2 separate regions of the Homo sapiens genome follow, and region 2 is linked to region 1. Evidence: chromatin loops called from intact Hi-C (ENCODE). Cell type or tissue: B cell. All regions are shown on one strand. Links, peaks and the distances in the headings refer to the core of each region. The heading gives the core; the rest is flanking DNA. Region 1 has its middle 25 kb from the start of APOBEC3H. Region 2 has its middle 8.3 kb from the start of APOBEC3B.

Region 1 (2,911 bases), core at 86-2,585:
GGGGATGCGGGGAGGTCTCCTCTGGAGAAGGAGGGCCAGGTTCCGGTTGATGGCCAGGCCAGGGCAGTCAGGCCAGCGGGAGTGCAGGCCATCGTCCCTGCCTTGCTGGAGGGAGAGCACTTTGCCAGAGAGGAAGAGCCTATGCCTCTCACCTGTCCATTTGGGGGCTCACTTTTCCCCTGTCTGTCTGATCATCCAGCTGACACTGTGCATGTCCGGTTCACCTGGGGTTGTAAGGTGAACAAATGCATGGCCATCCTCAGAAGGCCTGCTTCTGTCTGGTTTTGGCCTCTGGCTTTGAGGCTTCAGTTACTTGCAGGTGATCTTAATTTTAAGTAAAAATGGCCGGGCGCTGTGGCTCACGCCTGTTAGCCCAGCACTTTGGGAGGCCGAGGTGGGCGGATCACGAGGTCAGGAGATCAAGACCAATCCTGGCTAACACGGTGAAACCCTGTCTCTACTAAAAATACAAAAAATTAGCCAGGCGTGGTGGCGGGTGCCTATAGTCCCAGCTACTCAGGAGGCTGAGGCAGGAGAATGGTGTGAACCCGGGAGGCCGAGCTTGCAGTGAGCCGAGATGGCGCCACTGCACTCCAGCCTGGGCGACAGAGTGAGACTCCGTCTCAAAAAAAAAAAAAAAATTTTAAGTAATAAAACAGATTTTTTAATAGTTGCTTTATTCAAGATATTTTTGTGTATGGAGAGGAATACTCATTAACATTGGTACTTTATTGCTCAATTTATTCAAGTAATATAACTCTGAAAATCAATTTTCCTTAAGCATTTAAACATTATTAATTTGATTAATTATAAATCTAGTATTATAAATCTAGACTGATTCTTTTGAACACTCCAGACATCTTAACTAGCAGGCCAGACACACACAAATACAGTATTTCAGATTGATCGAGATGGCGGGATCTGAGCAATCTAATGATTGATTCTTTACAGAGTTGCACAAACCAAGGAGATTTAAACGGAGACCTTTCATCGTCAGGCCGTGTCTCTTTAAATCATGATAACAATGTTTATTTGTGGCATCCGGGACTAAGTTTCTTTTTGTCATAGAGGTGCTACTGGGGTACCTGTCAGAGTGGAGGAAAATGATGTGCAGCCACTAGAGGGCCCCTGAAATTTATTCTTTATATTTATTTATTTATTTTTAACTTTTACAAAATAGAGCTGCGGTCTCTCCATGTTGCTCAGGCTGGTCTCAAACTCCTGGCCTCAAGCGATCCTCCAACCTCTACCTCCCAAAGTGCTGGGATTACAGGCGTGAGCCACTGTGCCCAGCCTAAAATTGATTCTTCTTCTTAGTTATTATTATTTTTGGTGGCAGAGCAGAAAAGCATTTCTAAGTATATAAATACCTCTGACTTGACTTTTTACATCATCCTACCTAAATATGTTGTTGTTTTACTGACCACTAAGAATTTCTCTATATTACACACACGCACACACACACACACACAATCTCTTTCTCTCTCTCACTTAAATGAACAAATGAAAATATATTGTGTATAATTTCTTTTTTTGAATGCAGTTTATTTCATTTTGGCTTTTTTCTTTCTTCCTTTCTTTCTTTCTTTTCTTTTTTTTGAGACGGAGTCTCACTCTGTCACCCAGGCTGGAGTGCAGTGGTGCCATCTTGGCTCACTGCAACCTCCACCACCCGGGTTCAAGCAATTCTCCTGCCTCAGCCTCCTGAGTAGCTGGGATTACAGGCGTGCACCACCACACCCGGCTAATTTTTGTATTTTTAGTAGAGATAGGGTTTCACCATCTTGGCCAGACTGGTCTCAAACTCCTGACCTCCACCCGCCTCAGCCTCCCAAAGTGCTGGGATTATACATGTGAGCCACCTTGCCCGGCCTTCTTTTTGGTTTACTGCTCCCTGCTCCCCACATCCCTTGTTTCTTCTCTCCCACTTCACACGGCTCTTCAGATAACTCATGTAAATGATCTTGGAATACAAGAAATATTCTCCATGATCATAGAATTTCAAAGGAACATAGGTACTTGTGCATGAGCATATGTAGGTTTTTTCATTGTTTTATAAAAACAACATCACGTGATGTATTAGGATTCTCTAGAGGGCCAGAACTAATAGGATCTATCTATCTATCTGTCGATCTATCTATCTATCTAATAAGATCTATCTATCTATCTATCTATCTATCTATCTATCTAAAGGGGAGTTTATTAAGGAGTATTAACTCACACAATCACAAGGTCCCACAATAGTCCATCTGCAAGCTAAAGAGTAAGAAAGCCAGTCCAAGTCCCAAAGCTGAAGAACTTGGAGTCTGATGTTCGAGGGCAGGAAGCATCCAGCATGAGAGAAAGATGTAGGCTAAGAGGCTAAGCCAGTCTGGACTTTTCACGTTATTCTGCCTGCTTTATATTCTGGCCTCACTGGCAGCTGATTAAATGGTGCCCACCCAGATTAAAGGTGGGTCTGCCTTTCCCAGCCCACTGACTCAAATGTTAATCTCCTTTGGCAGCACCCTTACAGACACACCCAGGATCAGTACTTTACATCCTTCAATCCCATCAAGTTGACTCTTAGTATTAACCATCACACATGATTATACACATCATTCTGTCCCTTTTCTCAATAATTTCTTGTAGAAATTTTGGCTGCATACTAGTCAATGGTGTGAATGTACCATAAATTACACATTCATCCACCAGTGGGAATTCACTTTATTTCCAATTTATTTACCCTGCAAACAGCATCGCACTACTGATGACAAGCAGGCAACTGCGTTGGAGAGGGAGGTCATCATGGCTGCAAGGAAGGGACCGGACCCATATAATATACTACCCCTAAAGGCAGCTTCAGGCACCAAAGAAGACCCTAATTTAGTCCTCTCCATCACCAACAAGAGAAGAGTGGGCTGCATCTGCG
Region 2 (2,911 bases), core at 286-2,785, 150 kb after region 1:
CAAGTGATCTGCCTGCCTTAGCCTCCCAAAGAGCTGGGATTACAGGCGTGAGCCACCATGTCCAGCCCAGATTTTTTTTTTTTTAATGAAACATTGTATCTGAACTAAGGAAGTTGCATGTAAAGTTAGGTAAATGGTAAAATACAAAAAAGAAAGAATCTCTGTAACTGATTTCAAGACTTGTTTCAATTGCCCCAGCTGCGTTTGAGCACCTGGGTAGAGACCTACCTGGCTGGGTCAACCCCAGCTTGGCTTTGCAACCTCTAACTGCAATAGTCCATTTCCTCATCTGAACAGGGAAGGTGAAAATGATGGCTCCTCACTGTGGGGTTGGGCGCAAGGGTTCAATGAGCGCTCCCATTCAGGTGTAAGGTTTAAATGAGCCGCTCCCCTTCAGGCATAAGGAACGGAGCCTGGTGGGTGGTCAGTACTCAGTAGATGTTGCTTATTTTCACTTTTTTCTGCTTCTGTTTGAGTCCTTAAAGTTTACAGCAAGGGGAGTCATAACACCCAGTGCCAGCTCCCTGTTTAGGGCTATGCACACTCAAGCACCGTAGCACTCGGCAAACATGGGCTGACAGCCTGCGTGTCCTCCCAAAGGTAGAAACAGCAGGGCTTAGGAACAGGGGAGCTGGGAGCACTAAAGGTGACTGCAGAGTCCAGCCCAGGAGACTGGGGGTGTCCAGCTGGAGAAGGCGATTTGGGGTCATAAGTGACCAACATTGAGACTCGGCACCCAGTCCGAGGGAGGATGGGGCCAGGGCAGAAGGCCCAGAGAGAGGAGATGCCGTCCAGCCAGGAGGAGGACGCTCACATTCACGGGAGCTCCAGAGGAGGGAGGCAGAGTAAAGAAGCGACCACAGTGCCAGATGCTGTAGGGGGCTGTGCACGGCCTTGGCCTGGCCTCTATATTTCTCCTCCTCGAGTTCTGTTTCTCTTATCTTTACTATTTGAGGCCACACCTGGCATGATGCTCTTCAGGGTCTCTGTCAACGGAGCGCCCGTCCAGAGGGCAGAACTGGGGAAGCCAGTATCACCCTTCCCTGACTCCGGGACACGTGAGGTGCAGATCTGGGCTCTGCCCAGAAGCCATGAAAGCCAATCTGATACTAGCCTTGGTTTCCTGGACTGGGACAGACTCACCTACATCCCTGCAGTCTTAGGGCATGTTATCCAGGTGACGCCACTCTGGGTGGCAAAGACAAAACCCAAAAAGCAAGGGCAGGCCGGGCGCGGCGGCTCACACTTGTAATCCCAGCACTTTGGGAGGCCAAGGTGGGCAGATCACTTAAGGTCAGAAGTTTGAGACCAGCCTGGCCAACAAGGTGAAACCCCATCTCTACCAAAAATATAAAAAATTAGCTGGGTGTGGTGGCGTGCACCTGTAATCCCAGCTACTCAGGAGGATGAGACAAGAGAATCATTTGAACCCGGGAGGTAGAGGTTGCAGTGAGCTGAGTTGGTGCCACTGCACTCTAGTCTGAGTGGCAGAGCAAGACTCTGTCTCAAAAAAACCAAACCAAACCAAAAACCAAAAAACAAAAAACAAAAAAAACAAGCAAGGGCAGGTGCAGCCCAGCCCCATCCCTGTGTTTCTCAGCACCTGGCCCAGGCTCTGCAAGGCACGGACTCCTGGGTGACAAAGTGGAGCTTCAGGGTCTCCTCCAGTGTGGCCTGGGGGTCCTGCAACCTGACTTTCACGGGACCCTGCCGAGGAAAGGGACAAAGGTTTATGCCGCATGCCTCTGCTGCATGCTCGCCCTCTAGAGGGTGTGACCTGAACAGCACACTTGAGAAGTTGAATTTTTCTCACCTTCCTACAGTTGAGGAGTGGGACTGTCAAGGCAAAGCAGCCTGGGTGGTGACAGCAGGCTTTGGTAAAAAGGTTCTCTCTGCCCTGGATCCTGGGTCCAGGTTCTATTCTGGTGTTACTGAGGGTCCTAGCGAGCTTGCACCGGAACTCCTTGCCTTGTCCCGTCTGCATGACTCTTGATGACCTACTTCGATATGGAGGGGTGTGCCCTACCTTGAGCTTGGCCCCAGCGTCCCCCTGTATGGAGCCTCCACCTGTTCTCCCTTTCCCAGGCCCCCCAGGCCCATCCCCTGCCTGCTAATAGTCCTTGCTCCTAGAGAAAACAGGCCCTGCAGAGGCCCCGGGTTGGATATGCTCACGTAGAAAATGTTCACTTGAGACCTTATTCGTCTGATCTTCCCTTGCTTGGGTGACTCTAACAAATGTCGACTTTTTTTTTTTTTGAGACAAAATCTCACTCTGTTGCCCAAGCTGGAGTGCAGTGGCACGATCACCGCTCACTGCAGCCTCAACCTCCGGAGCTCAAGGCATCTTCTCTCCTCAGCTTCCCACATAACTGAGACTACAGGCTCACGCCACCACACCTGGCTAATTTTTTTGTATTTTTTGTAGAGGTGGTCTCACCATGTTGTCCAGGCTGGTCTCAAACTCCTGGAATCAAGCCATCTGCCTGCCTCAGCCTCCCAAAGTGCTGGGATTACAGGTATGAGCCACCGTGGCTGGCCAAAGGTGGATTTTTCATCATTTTTCTCTAAGGGCTTGGGCTGGTGTGGTGGGGGTGCAGTGTACGCCTCACGCTTCCTCCGGTCTGTTTTTACAACCCTTTGCCATGAGATTTTGACACTCTTCTCATCAAGGGATGCAGTCTATTTTTTTGTCCCCTTCCATCTGGGCTGGTCTGTGACTTGCATTGGCCAATAAAATGCAGTAGAAATGATGTCATGTGATTTCCTTGGCTGGGCTTTGAGTAGCCTTGTAGGTTTCATTTTTTGCATATCTAGGACTTGCTCACCTACATGCAAGGAAAACAGACTTGTAGTCCTAAATGCTGCGAGACCAGGTGGAGAGAGGAAACACCCCAGCTGACAGCCTGCCCAA

The links. Hi-C counts contacts between places; a loop is a spot of excess contacts. Peaks named below come from ENCODE experiments on the same cell type or tissue, not always from the same donor. Only the 100,000 strongest peaks of a DNase experiment are listed, where the experiment ranks them.
Region 2: it touches region 1 in a loop (14-fold over the local background); 7 of 110 quality-filtered maps call a loop at or near these places.

Annotation. Positions count from the first base shown.
Region 1 is chr22:39,120,399-39,123,309 of GRCh38, reverse strand. It overlaps the pseudogene COX5BP7. Among named protein-coding and RNA genes, the nearest start is that of APOBEC3H, 25 kb to the right of the region's middle. In B cell, for the core only: CTCF peaks have their summits at 938 and 1,140 (motif pointing right); a DNase peak (open chromatin) is centred at 1,109.
Region 2 is chr22:38,972,613-38,975,523 of GRCh38, reverse strand. No RefSeq gene overlaps it. Among named protein-coding and RNA genes, the nearest start is that of APOBEC3B, 8.3 kb to the left of the region's middle. RefSeq lists an enhancer at 573-1,350. In B cell, for the core only: CTCF peaks have their summits at 1,556 and 1,760; a DNase peak (open chromatin) is centred at 1,753.